2 separate regions of the Homo sapiens genome follow, and region 1 is linked to region 2. Evidence: chromatin contacts called from ENCODE Hi-C or POLR2A ChIA-PET data. All regions are on one chromosome and are shown on one strand. Each heading gives the region's core, a stretch centred on a gene start or an enhancer-like site at or near the end of the contact. The rest is flanking DNA. Distances are from core to core; before and after follow the strand shown. Region 1 overlaps DPY19L1 (dpy-19 like C-mannosyltransferase 1). Region 2 overlaps NPSR1 (neuropeptide S receptor 1).

The links. Hi-C counts contacts between places; a loop is a spot of excess contacts on that map. ChIA-PET counts read pairs that join two places held with the same protein, here RNA polymerase II (POLR2A). Pooled maps may share reads with other maps.
Region 1: a pooled map shows a loop between it and region 2 (2.7-fold over the local background). The contact joins two enhancer-like sites. A Hi-C loop is called at or near these places in 1 of 50 pooled maps. POLR2A ChIA-PET finds 5 or more read pairs at or near these places in 2 of 52 experiments (A549 and Panc1).

What each region holds. Positions count from the first base shown.
Region 1 is chr7:34,999,104-35,006,819 of GRCh38, forward strand. All of the region lies in intron 6 of DPY19L1 (dpy-19 like C-mannosyltransferase 1), which reads right to left. Among named protein-coding and RNA genes, the nearest start is that of DPY19L1, 35 kb to the right of the region's middle. RefSeq lists a silencer at 4,655-5,253. Within about 2 kb of position 4,773, at least 19 of the 41 ENCODE cell types and tissues checked have a DNase peak (open chromatin) inside an H3K27ac peak, as active enhancers do.
Region 2 is chr7:34,847,397-34,854,323 of GRCh38, forward strand. It overlaps NPSR1 (neuropeptide S receptor 1), which reads left to right. Exons shown (of 9, transcript NM_207172.2): 8 at 1,087-1,267; 9 at 2,169-2,582. The coding sequence ends at 2,259. Among named protein-coding and RNA genes, the nearest start is that of MIR548N, 90 kb to the right of the region's middle. Within about 2 kb of position 5,120, at least 2 of the 41 ENCODE cell types and tissues checked have a DNase peak (open chromatin) inside an H3K27ac peak, as active enhancers do.

The DNA.
Region 1 (7,716 bases), core at 3,523-6,022, 150 kb after region 2:
TAAGTGCCCAGATAGAGCGCACAAAGTATGCGATGAGAAGGATGAAATAATATCTACCACATCATGACCTTTTACGGGACTAAAGAGAGAAAGATGAACCCAAAAGGTGCCAGAGGAAAACAACTAGCCACACACAAAAGGAACTAATGGTAGAATAGCACCAGACTTTTGAAAAGCTACACTCCATCTTAGAATACAGTCGAACAAAGCCTTTAAAAGTCTGAGGAAAAATAAAAATCAACAACCAGGCAAACCAGTAATTGAGTACAAAAATAAAAAAGGAAATGTTCAAACATGTCAGACAAATGTATTTTAAAATTATCTCTGTGACTCTCTTGGAAATTACCTGAGGATATGATCCTCAAAAGGATGAAACAGACCAGAAAGAGACCAACCTGGGGTCCAAAACACAATGAATCCAATGCAAGAGAGGAAAGGGGAATTCTCAGGATGGTGGTAAACAAAACTCCAAGGGAATCGCTAAACGGAAGCCCAGGGAAGGACGGGTCTAGGATGGAACCAGAGACAGAGGCTCCAGGAGGGAGGCCCCAGGGGATAGGAGTGGGAGAATTGAAATAATGGATTTTATACATTTGACAAAGTACAAAATAAGTGTTTACAGTTCAGCTGTAGATCTGGAGAGGAATTAATCAGCATACAGAACACCAAGGAAAACAAAATATTAGCAATAATTAACCACAGGAAAAATTTTAAGTTACCAAATAAACAATTATTTATACCACTTAATTCAGCAGTAAGCAATATTTTTACAGTCATAATAATGTAACTGCGGACTATGGTTTTACGTATCAGAATTGCTGAGTTTCCAAAGATCTGAAAGTGGCTTTCCCTAGACAAAGGGATACACAGGGTGGGGAAGACAGATGGGGCAAGGGACCACTGACGTACTTGATTATAAAAAGTTGAATAATGCCAAAAGATATGCATGTATATACAAAGCAGTGAAAATTCAGTTTAAAAACATACTAATAACTAACATACCCATTGTAGAGCACATTAATAGAAAGAAAGTTGTTCAATTAACTTACATGGAGACCTCTTGATCTTTGCCAAAAAATACTTCTAAGGAACAAATCATAAAAATGTTCCAGATAACATTAAAATAGCTGTTCGTATTCACCACCAAAAGAAATAATACAGTATATTTTAACCTTGGCTTGAAAACCATTAAAGAAAAACCTTCCAAAAAAAAGAAAAACTTTCCATACTGAAATTACCAACTACAAACTACCAGATCATGCGAAGGTATGGAGTTACAGTCATCTTACCTGGAGAATGAGGAGTCGGGGAAATGTGTAATCACAAAAGCAGACATTTAAGAATCCGCCCCCCAACATGCAGTATGTTACCTTTCCCTCCAATGTGTCGTTAGTTCAATAAATGAGTCTAAGTAAAATTAACTGAGGAAACTATTAGAATAATTATAAAATTACATGTATGACAGCTAAAAATGGAGCACAATAGGATCCTGAAAAATGGCAATATTAGAAAGAGTAAACTTCCACCTATCAAACCAAAACAATGCATACAGAAATATCAGCTGAAGAACAGCAAAATCCTGGGACCTCAGAATCCTTCGGAAATGAATTATTACAGAACAGTAATATTCTGGAACATCAGAACAGAAAAGAGAACGGAAAGTCTAGATCCTTCTTAGTGTCATGTATCTTTAAAACATTTTAAGTAAAACTTTTTATGAAATATAAATACCACTTACTTTGGCAATGAAATAAACACTTTTTTCTTCATTATGCAGGATCTTTAAACAAAAATTAACTAAAGCTGCAGACAATTTAATTGCTGTGGAAAGAACACTTAAAATGTATTCTCAGAGACAGTAGAGCACACGTTTTGGAGCCACTGTTGGTACTCAAATCCCTACTCTGCCAGTGACTAGCTCTGTGACCTCGGAAAAGTTATTTAATATCCTTGTGTCTCAGTTTCCTCATCTATAAAGCGGTTTACCTATCTCATGGGAAAACCATATGGATTAAATGAGTTTCTGATAGTAAAGAGTTTAGAGCCTCGCACATAAGCGTCATACATGAACTGAACTTCTGCAATCAAAAACAGTCTTCAGTGAAGATTGGAATCTGCAGAAGGAAAGCTTCAGAATGAGTCCATTGGAAAAATACTTCCTAAATTGGTAAACGCTAGTAAAGCTTATGTGATAGATAATATGTTTTTATTGTGCCTTTCATATATGGCAACCATAAGCTAAGTTTTTCTTTCAATATTTTATTATTAATTAATTTATTCAATCAAAAAATATTTTGGAAGGCAAGCATTCTTCTGGGTCACTTGCAAACACTACCTTATTCCATTCTCACATAGAAGACAGAGTCTCTTAAACTCATTTAGGTGTTCTTCCCTCTACTCAATCACTTCTTTAAAAATCATCTATAATCTTCCATTTCAGTTAACCTAATAAAACACTGCACCTCCCTTTTACAACCCTAAAAGACCTCTGTTACTTTATATTTTCTTTTACATTTAAAGGCAAACCAAAGAACTGGCAGTCACTCTAAGTTCTGCTCACATCATTTATTCAAACTATATAAAAACTCAACCTTAACAGATTCCACCCACAATTTAGAGCTTCTATACAGCTTTTTTTGGTCTTCTAGCCTTAATCATGACAGCCTAAGTTTGCCAGACATCTAAGGAAGGCACCTAACATGGAAGGTAGAGACCAAAGGATGTTTAAAAAAACAAGCTAGGCCGGGCACAGTGGCTCATACCTGTAATCCCAGCACTTTGGGAGGCTGAGGCGGGCGGATCACCAGGTCAAGAGATTGAGACAATCCTGGCCAACATGGTAAAAACCCCTCTCAACTAAAAAATACAAAAATTGGCTGGGTGTGGTGGTGCGTGCCTGTAGTCCCAGCTACTTGGAAAGCTGAAGCAAGAAAAAATTGCTTGAACCCAGGAGGCCAAGGTTGCAGTGAGTCAAGATCGTGCCATTGCACTCCAGCCTGGTAACAGAGCGAGACTCCAGCTCAAAAAAAAAAAAAAAAACAAAACAAAAAACAACAACAAAAAAAACCCACACACACAAGCTAGAAGATGCCAAGGTTATTCTGGGAGGGTAAAAACATCATTAATACCCTTAGAGAGAATATTTATTGAATCCAAGAAACAAAAATAAAATACTATTTTTTAAAAAGGAATGTTTATAGAACAAACAAAACTTCTTGGAAATTAAAAGCATGATAATGAAAAATAAAAACTCAGTAGAAGGTTGGAAAAAATAAGGCTGATAAAATGTTCTAGAATGTAGAACAAAGCCAAAGAGCTTAAAAATGGGGGGAAAAAAAAGAAAATTAGAGGACTGGAAACTACAAACATCCAAACAAAAGTTCTGAATCAGAAAACAAAGGGAATAAAATAAGTAAAGAAATAATTCAAGAAAATTCTCAGAAATCAAAGGCATGATTGAAACAACCCATCAAGTGTCCAAGAGAACACATGAAAGCAGATCTACACTGAGACATATTGCTCTGAAATTTCAGAACCATAGAGACAAAGAAGATATTCTACAATCTTCCAGAGAGAGGAAGGGGAAGCAAAGGTCACATACAAAGGTTTAGAAATTTGAATAACTTAGGAACATCTGAATAGCATCATCTGAAGCAACCAACAATGTTCTCTTTTCTTCTTTTGAGACGGAGTCTTGCTCTGTCGCCCAGGCTGGAGTGCAGTGGCACAATCTTGGCTCACTGCAAGCTCTGCCTCCTGGGTTCACGCCATTCTCCTGCCTCAGCTTACTGAGTAGCTGGGACTACAGGTGCCCGCCACCACGCTTGGCTAATTTTTTTGTATTTTTTAGTAGAGACGGGGTTTCACTGTGTTAGTCAAGATGGTCTCGATCTCCTGACCTTGTGATCCACCCACCTCGGCCTCCCAAAATGCTGGGATTACAGGCGTGAGCCACCGTGCCCGGCCAGCAACCAACAATGTTTTCAAGTCTAGAGTTCAACACTCGGCCAAACAGTGAACCAAATACGAAAGCAAATAAACACATTTTGCAAAGTTTCATAAAATGTTTACTTCCCAGCTATCTACTCTCAAGACCTACCTACTAGAAGATGAGGTCTACCAAAGAGGGAAAATAAACCAAGAAAGAGGAACAAACAGGATAAGGGCACAGGGGATCCAACAGGGGAGAGCAGTCAAGGAAATCCCAATGGGATGCCAAAAGGACAGATGTACACAAACCATGGAAGGTAGCCAGTCCAGAACCAAGTACTGACTCATGCCCAAAATCTCCACATTTTATTTGTGTGAGCCTGGATGAGCCTGGACCAGATTCTTGTCTGTATTTTATCTTGGCTCCACATACTTTACTGCTGGCATCAGTTAAAGACACTTATATCACTCACAGAAGTTGTTCTGCTTTGATATGCTCCAGAGAGCCAGGGTAAACAGTGGTGAATTTAGAAAGAGGGAACAGCTCTTCCCCTCATGATATTTCTGCTGGATATTCAGTACCTGGCCACTACATTTCTGCCAGATGTCCCTACCGACTGAGTCCTACATTTATCCCAGGCTCATGACGTTGCCTACTGATGTCCTGAGGAATCAGGCTCCTGGTTGAAAACCTATATGGGATTTCTCAGGCCTGGCCATATGCAAGGCTTTGCCTGACAGGCCTCACAGGGAAAAGAAGCCCTTCACACACCAGGCTTGGTGCAGAGCCAGTGTACTGTAGTCTCTCAGGGGAGTTGCAGTCAATGACTCAGCCACTTCTGGGTGATAAAGCTCTTCTTATATTTGCCTTCCTAGCCCAGGCACCTTTATTTCCTGGTCCTTTTCTCTGCTGTGGCCTGGCGGAGAGGGGCTCCTTGAACAGGCCGCTCCCCACTCTGACTCAGACTCTGCACTCTTTGGCTCCTAGCCCTTCTCCTTTGCCCCATCACTTCAAGAACCATAAACTACAGGAGCCTTTTGTTCCCTTTTGATGGGGGTGAGACATCCTGATCGTCACATCTCACGTATACCATTACAGTAAATGATTAAAGGCTTAACTCTCACTTTTGGCTTGTCGCTTTAACCAGCCACTCCAATACCTGGCAGCTCAGCTCCCTCCCCTAGCTCAGCTGCGCTCCTGACAGCCTCAGAAAGTTCCCTCAGGGAACCTAAAGACCATGACTCAGAAATTCTCTTCTTCTGGGAACTTTCATCTAACAAGGGCAATAGTGTCCTCCCCTTAAGCAGCTAGGTTTGTGCCTGATACTCAGTTTTTCAAAACTAAACACACCATATTTAAGGGTAAACACATGAGTGGCACAATCATAAAGAAAAACAAGGAAAACATTGGTCCAAAAGTTAGGATGTCATTTCTTCTGAGGGTTGAGGGAAGGAAAGAGAATGTATTAAGAAGGAATTTTAAGGGTATGAAAGCTCTGATAATTTATTTATTTTTCTAATCTGTGTCATGGGTACATAAGTATTCATTTTACTAATCTTTAAACATGTATATAAAGATTTTACACAATTCCATAGTCATAACATTTTACACATAAAAAAGTATTTTACTGGTTATTTATTTACTGGGTCATAGATAATACACTCATATGATAGCAATGCATAAAATAAAGTAAGAAATTTCACACAGCTGTTTCTTATAAGATCCTCAATATAAACTGAAGGGATAATTTAAAAGTAAAGTTCCAGTAAAAGTATTGCATGGGATACAATAAACAAAAGTCCAAGTAGGCAGCAGTGACTGGGCAGCTGTCAGTCAATAATGAGACACTCCGCAGGGGCATTGTTCTGTCTCCCCCAGGATGACTCATCAGCCACACTCACTGCCCACTGTTTTCTCCAGAAGACCTCCTCAGATGGCACTTGTTCTAGAATGGAATCAAAGGCTGAAGAGTCTAAAAATCTAATGGGTTATTTTGGGGGCAACCTCAGATAGGATACTGAATGGGAAAGAACTCAGAGTCTAACATAAGATCTAAAAATCAACTTAAGTACTTTTATAATTCTACCATATTTCTCTTATTTTAGGCAAAGGAATTTTTGTCTATTCTTCAGCTCCAGTTTTAAGGAGAGTAGTAGGAACTCTGAAGACAGAGGCAGCAGTAATCAGGGGAGAACGATACAAAGAAATGAAGCTCAAAAAGACAGCACCAGAGTCCTCTCTGGCCAGCCACAGGCCTGGTCTGTGAAAACCCTGAGTGGTTTCAGGCATCATTTCACCATCCTAAGATTCAAAACAAATCAAGCAATCAAAGGCAGGGCTGCTAAGTAAGCAGCTGCACAAGCAGAGCAGTGGGAGAGGTGAATGGGACCAGGGCCTCGCTGCTGGGGAGAGGAGGAAGGGGTGGGAGACTAGATGGGGGTAGCAAGGGGACCCAAGGGAAGTCCAATTAAAAAGTTTTATTGGCCAGGCACAGTGGCTCACACCTGTAATCCCAGCATTTTGGGAGGCCGGGGTGGGTGGATCACCTGAGGTCAGGAGTTTGAGACCAGCCTGACCAAAATGGTAAAACCCTGTCTCTACTAAAAAAAAAAAAAAAAAAAAAAAAAAATTAGCCAGGTGTGGTGGTGCGCGCCTGTAATCCCAGATACTCAGGAGGCTGAGACGAGAATTGCTTGAACCCGGGAGGTGGAAAATGCAGTGAGCTGAGATCGCACCATTGCACTCCAGCCTGGGCAACAGAGTGAGATTTCGTCTCAAAAAAAAAAAAAGTTTTGTCTTAATTTTGTCATGTGAGAGAGAAGGTAAGGGATGAACACATTCTGAGGCGGATGGGAAGGAACCAGGAAAGCAAGCCTGAAGGACAGCAACAGGCAAAGAACTGGCAGCCAGTAGGGATAAATCTAATACCTACAAAGGAATGAGCCTTAAACAAAGGCACTTTTTTCGATGATTCTCTGATTCCACCAGGCCTCTGTATCTCAGTATTGTACTCCCTCTTTTATTTCAGCTAGTCAGAGTATTTCTGGCACCCTTTTCAAAAGAGAAAGAAAAAATCTCCTGCTTATAAACCCTGTTATTGTTTGCACTCATCCTTACATAGCAGTAAAATTTATAATAAACTTTATAGACATATGTATTTTTCCAGAGAACTGTTAAACATATACATTATTTAACAGCTTAATACACTATCCAATCTATTCTTCCTCAACAATGCACCATAACCTAGCTAACCCCGAACTCCAAAATAATACTAAAATCACACTAAAGTGCAAAGAATAAAAGTTTTAGTATCACCTGCTTGATATCTGCCTTAGAGTCCAACACCAAAAGTTTTTTGTATTTATCAATAAGAGAAACTTAAGCATATATGAATTTCCTCCAGAAGAAACTAGGGGGAAAGTTCTAACTGTCCAACAACCAATGCTCCTTCTTACTTGCAGAACAGAGATTTCCACACACTGGGTCTTAAGAAACTGGCCTTCAGAAACTGTTAGTCTGTGGCTAAGAAATATCAGGGTATCTTATGAAATACATAACGTAAGTATAAATCAATACAGCTTCAAAAAATAATTAACAATGAGTATTTTAAAAAAAATACTAAAATACTGAGAATTCCAGAAAAAGAATTATACCATGAGTAGGCTGTGTTTGCAAAACAGATCTCACTTCATCTCCTCAAGTTAGAGCTTGGCAGCCTGGCTCCATTCACCATTTGCCTGTTTTCTATTTTCCCTTCTTCCATTTCTGGCGAAATGGACTGGCTT
Region 2 (6,927 bases), core at 3,870-6,369:
AAAATGAGAGAGAGAGAGAGAGAGGTTTATTAGAAGGAATTGGCTCAGGTGATTACTGAGGCTGAGAATTCCCAAGCTGCAGTTGGAAGCTGGAGACCCAGGAAAGCCAATGGTGTAGGTTCTAGTCCAAGTCTGAGTCCAAAGGCCTGAAAACCAGGAGAATGGATGGGGTACATTTCAGTTTGATTCCAAGTGTGAAGGCAGGAGAAGACCAACGTCCTAGCTCGAAGACAGGCAAGCAGAGTGAATCTTCTCTTACTTAACCTTTTTCTATGACTCAGGCCTTCAACAGATTGGATGCGGCCCACAAACAGGGGAGGGCAATCTGCTTTTCTTACTCTACCAGATCAAATGTTACTCTCCTCCAGAAACGTCTTCATACACAGCCAGAATAGCGTTTAACCGAATATCTGAGCACTCCGCAGCCCAGTCAAGTAGTCTCAAAATTAACCATCACACCTGAATCCCCACCTTTCATCCATTTCTTTTGAGAATTTGGGGCCAAATAAACTGGTGTCTCACACATACTAATGGATTTAGAGAAGGGCATAGTGTGGGTGTTTTCTGGAGAGGCCAACTTAGGGGTGAAAGAGAACACTGTCATTAAACTGGGGTGTGCTTAGAAAATATTGTGATCACCCCTTCTCCCTGACATAACCTAAAACCAGTAGTCACTACGTGGTCAAAATGCTTCCTGTTCTTCTGTCTTTTCCTAGAGAGTCTTCAAAGTATTTTGCTGTTTTTTCCTGATCCCTGTGTTTGATGAGAGGCTATGGCCATAGTCACTTGTTCCTGGGGTTTCTATAAAGAATCCACAGCAGTAGAAATTTGACCCTTCTTTACAGATAGAGAAGCTCTACAACCTTTGCTCAGTTTTAGGAACATGTCTGTAAGATGTGTCCATATATATGTGTGTATGTGTTTAAGTGAATATGACATCAATGCTCCAAACAACATCAAACTCCAATATTTCTGAGAAATTCCAGGTCCCAAAGAACCTCTCAGGTAAAAGTCCAGTCAGGACCAACCAAAAGAGACCCCTCAACTGCTACCTGCTGTGATGCTAATGGCTCTCTTCTCCCCCAGCCTTCATCTGCTGTTGGAGTCCATACTTCCTGTTTGACATTTTGGACAATTTCAACCTCCTTCCAGACACCCAGGAGCGTTTCTATGCCTCTGTGATCATTCAGAACCTGCCAGCATTGAATAGTGCCATCAACCCCCTCATCTACTGTGTCTTCAGCAGCTCCATCTCTTTCCCCTGCAGGTAAGGGGAGCTCTTGCATGGGTCAGACACACTGATGGCCATTGCACTGGGATTCTGCCAACATGTGGGTTTCTCATGTCCAAACTCTCCAGCAGGTTACAGGATCCCCCTTTTATAGATGAGAGGCTTGAGAGTCAGAAAGATTCCACTAACATGGCTGATTCAAACCCTGGCCCAGGCCACAGCTGATGTGCTTTTTCCTATACCACAACACCTCCTATAGAAACCGCCTTAATCATGACACATCTAGAAGACCTTGCTTTTATTCAAAGCATCTTCACATGAATTGCCTCAATACAATTCTATGACAATAATAGGACATGGAGCCTTATTACCATTTTACAGATAAACAAAGTAAATCTTACATGGTTAATAGCATCATTGAGTTTATATGAATAATTAGCAGAGCTGAAATTAAATCCCTCCCACAGTTATTGTCATTCTTCTGTTTTTCTGCTGTTTTTCAGCTGTTTTCCTGCATAAGCCACAGAGGGTAGGTGGAGAATTCCATAGGAGATACAAGAGGAGAATGATTTAAGTCTTGGGCTTAATGCCAGTGGTTGAAGTTTATATCTTGCCATTGTTTATTCGTAGCGATGTGTGACCTTGGGCAAGTTATTTAACATCTGTAAACCTCAGCTTCTTCATCTGTAAAACAGGGCTAATAGCAGTGTCTACCTGTTGGCCTGTGATGTCTCTGTCCTCTGGGCTCTGGTGCTGACCAGTGAGAAGGAGAGCTGTGAGTCATGGAGAAGGAAGGTCAGGGTATTACATGTAAAGTGCCTGGCACAGTTGTCTGACATTTAATACATTTTTCATAACTATTGTCTCTTAACATGTCTACTTGCCTTTTCATTAGGTCAAATTATTTCCCTCCCTGCTTTATTTTGACTTTCTCCAGGGAGCAAAGATCACAGGATTCCAGAATGACGTTCCGGGAGAGAACTGAGAGGCATGAGATGCAGATTCTGTCCAAGCCAGAATTCATCTAGACCCTAGGGCAGTGCCAGTGCTAGGCTGAGCACCATCAGCTCTCCCAGGTCCTTGTCACCTGCTTGGGCACGTGCATGGAACCCGAGCCAACTTCACCCCACCCTCGTCATTACCTGGGAGATGCACAAGACAAATGTTCTAATGACTGCATGCACTGCTTAAGTATTGGCCAACACGAACTCCCCAGTTATTCATGCCAGCCAGGAAGGAAACGCCTTCCTTCCCCACCATTCCCAGCCCTCCTTCCCACTGGCCAGCACCTGAACCCAGTGAACACAGGCATTAGTGGTCCAGGGTCCTGGCTTGGAGCCAGTGAGTAGACAGGCAAGCAGAGGGGACAAAGGTAGCTGGGTTATACATGAATATTCTCATTACAATAGAAGAAAATAAAAGACTTAATTAAGCCCATATTTTTCCCCCAGTTTTGGATTGGAGGTTCAGTGCTTGTAGCCAAGAAAGTGTTTGTCCTTGAAATGCCAACAAATTCATTTCCAGGCATTGGTGCTTTGCACCTCTTCTGCAGATAGCCTCGGTTTGCAGATGGGTGTGCTGGCAGCAGCCAAGTGCATCTCCTATTCCATCAACAAATGATTTGTGGAAAGGGCATGCTGTTGGCCCTCCAAAACAAGGTGAAATGAAGGGATACTGGTTCTGATAGAAAACAAGTTGTGTTAAAAAGCCATGGGCCCCTGACTTCCAGCCTCTGAGAGCTGGTCCCTAGAACACACATGTCCTTGAGGCCTTTTTTTTTTTTTTTTTTTTTTGACAGAGTCTCGCTCTGTCGCCCAGGCTGGAGTGCAGTGGCACGATCTCGGCTCACTGCGAGCTCCACCTCCCGGGTTCATGCCATTCTCCTGCCTCAGCCTCCCGAGTAGCTGCGACCACAGGTGCCCGCCACCACGCCTGGCTAATTTTTTGTATTTTTAGTAGAGACGGAGTTTCACCGTGTTAGCCAGGATGGTCTCAATCTCCTGACCTCGTGATCTGCCTGCCTTGGCCTCCCAAAGTGCTGGGATTACAGGCATGAGCCACCGCGCCCGGCCTGTCCTTGAGGCTTTCTGAGACCTCTCACTCTGTATTTAACACTTGGGCCACTCTGGGCTCCATTCCTCACACCTCAAGGACAAGTCTTCCCGTTTTTAAATCCCTGAACACTCTCTTTAGTTAGGAGCTAGGTTCCTGCGGCTTTTCCAGGCTTAATGTTTCTCTAAGATCTTTATCGTTTTTGCCTGTCACAGCCTTTGTCTAGCACCTCGGCCAGGAAGTGCTGGTGGGGCTTATTTTGACAGATCTGGAGTTTGGTACTTATGAGCATAATCCAAGTGAAATATGACTAAATGTTTTCTAGTCAATTTCTCCTATCAGATTTTTCCACAAGTGGAAGTGAAATAATTTCATTTGATCATATATACATCCCACCCACGGCTCCGGTATGCACGTGAACACCTTATTTTAGCTTCACGTATATTCTTGACATTAAAATCTCCTTGGCAAAATCCTCCTTCCCAGAATTATTCAGAGCTTAAATCTTTTTTTTTTTTTTTGGCATACTGCTAGTGGAGTCATTAAATTGTTCAGTATATTTTAATAGCACTCCATTCCTCATTATGGTGTCAACTCAAAGTCTGCGTGTTTAAGGTCATGTGGGCTTTTTTTTTTTTTTTCATAAACTCTTTTCAATTCGATCTGACCTTAGGGAAAGTATCTCTTTAGGAGGAAATCAGACTCCTCACTCACCATCTCTCGGAGAATTATTCTCTGAATTTGAGGAGCCTGAATAATCTAGTTTTATTTCTACACAACAGTTTTGAAGGCTGCCTCCCTCTCTGTCCAATCAGCTAAACTTGAGCAACCCTGGAAGCTTTGAGCATTTGAGAAATGCTTTTCAACATTTCACTTTAAATCAAGATGTGCCACAGAAGACCCACGGAACTGTTGCTAAAATAGCTGGCTGCATAGGAGCCAATTAACAGAGCAAAATCTGGCAGATGTCCTACATGGCAAAACAGGAGGACCAGGTTCTCTTGACAGATGCTTTAATTCTTTGTCAAGTCTGGTCTGCAAAATACATTACATGCCTACCTCATCCATCAGTAGAGTCTCAAAGTGAAGGAGAGAGTGGAGTGAGGGGCGTTGTGATCTGTAGAAACTGTGAACATGATTTTTTAGTTGTGATGCTGTCTCTCTCATTTCCCGAGAAGACTGGAGATCAATAAGATAATGGTACAGGTTGCTGCAGGATAATCTACCATTTAAATGAAACTTGCTTTATATTGGTAAGGATTCTGGAATTGTCATTTCCATGTATTTGCTGAGCTTGGAGAAACATGATTTAAGCATTATGAAAATACTGGTAATTGGCCGGGCACAGTGGCTCACACCTGTAATCCCAGCACTTTGGGAGGCTGAGGTGGGCGGATCGTGAGGCCAGGAGATCGAGACCATTCTGGCTAACACACGGTGAAACCCTGTCTCTACTAAAAATACAAAAAGATTAGCCAGGCATGGTGGCTGGCGCCTGTAGTCCCAGCTACTCAGGAGGCTGAGGCAAGAGAATGGCATGAACCTGGGAGGCGGAGCTTGCAGTGAGCCGAGATCACGTCACTGCACTGCGGCCTGGGCGAGAGAGCGAGAATCCGTCTCAAGGAAAGAGAGAAAGAGAGAAAGAGAGAGAGAGAGGAAGGGAGGAAGGGAGGAAGGAAGGAAAGAAGAACTGGTAATTAATAGTCTTGTGACCTTGAACAAATCATTTCACACCTCTGGGCATTGATGGTCTCATCTGCAAGATGGGGACAAAATCAGGCTGGAGCAGAGGATCTTGGTGGTTCCTCCCAGACACAGGGAGGAATCTCTGAGATTGTGTCCAGAGACTGAGAGCTTCTGGAATTCTTTCCCCAGGGGACCAATGACTCAGTGACTTAATGCTGAGTCATTTGCCCTTTAGAGGTGTGACTTCCCTATCTATCACTATGAATGCAGAGAAATATCATTTCCCAACTGAGAAATGCAGTTTGAGCTCTTGGAGAAAATTAGAAGCTTAGTGCTGTGACGTTACTGTTTGTAGCCTTTGATGCCCATGTGGAATCAGAGAAGCCAGCAGGACGATACCTAAAATAAAGGTGCTTACTTCCTGCACCAAGATGTCAAAAAGTCTACGGTTACATTATTGCATGGCATCAGGGACAGGAGAAAATTTAGGAGAGCCAGAGTAGGTGTGCTTACTATATTCAGCCATACTATAGAAAATAAGTGACTCTACTTTACTGAACTAAATTAAATATGAATGGTAAAAACTTCTCTACTTGCAGGGTGCATGTGGAACATAATTTAGTTGAAGTTTACTTTCACTAAGCAACATCTCCCACCTTTTCCCCCAGAAAATGATAACACCTTTTTAATGACTTTCATTTGTGGATAATCATGAGAAAAAAGTGGCCCTTTTAAATCAGCCCAACACGCAGCTTAAACTTCCTAGCTTCATTTGGAAAATTCTGTATACTCATATACAGAAATGACCTTGCCTCTTCCAACTGCATTCACAGTGTCAATCAGAAAAGGCCACAAGCCTGAGTCTGAGAGAAAAAAGGAAAACAAAAATATCTTTAGCAGGAAATAAAGTGATTCTGCTCTTCTAGAATTATCTTAGGTGAGCTACAGACCTGCTGGCAACTCCAATTTTCTCGTCATCATTTGAATGTACCTCATCTTATATGCAGATCGACTAGTGTCCCCTGAAGCTTTCCAATTGCATTTAATTGAAGGGAGAAGGCCGTAACTGTTTAGGTGCCAATCTCTGTGTTTTTGGAAACATGAAAAACCCATGCCTCATTTCTCTGCAATTGCATTTTAAGAATACATTATCCGCAACAGGCTGGTTCAGTTAACATTTTAAAAGTGCAATTCCAGGCTTACAGAATGTTAAAGTGGATGGAGTCTTATATCAGCTGGTCTCATGGTTTTCAGATTGCTCGGAGACTCCAAAGCTGTTCCAAGGAGGTGACTCAATATTAATATTTTTACACGGCCGGGCATGGTGGCTCACGCCTGTAATCCCAGCACTTTGGGAGGCCGAGGAGGGCGGATCACCTGAGTTCGAACAGGAGTTCGAGACCATCCCAGTCAATATGGTGAAAACCCGTCTGTACTAAAAATACAAAAATTAGCCGGGTATGGTGGCGGGCCGCCTGTAATCTCAGCTACTTGGGAGGCTGAGGCAGGAGAATCACTTAAACCTGGGAGGAGGAGGTTGCAGTGAGCCGAGATCGCACCATTGCACTCTGGCCTGGGCAACAAGAAGGAAACTCTGCCTGGAAAAAAAAAAAACAAAAAACAAAAAAAACATTATTACGCACAACAATAGCATAGAAATCGAGAGGCAATTAAATGTAGTTAGTTTCAAGTTCCTTGAATTATCTTGCATGCAAAATGTGGATTATTAGTCATTGATACACCAAGAATGCATGTTACAATTTCAGGGTCATCACTAAAATAGTAGAAATGCAAAAACATACATCTTTCAGAGTAAAAGAGAAGGAAAGCTGAGTGATAAGTCACTCAAACAATTTGAAAGAAAGCAAGAAAAGAGAGAAACAGGGACATAAAACAGCTGGGATAAACAGAAAACACATAGGAAGATGGTGGTTTTTTTATCCAAACTTACTAGTAAT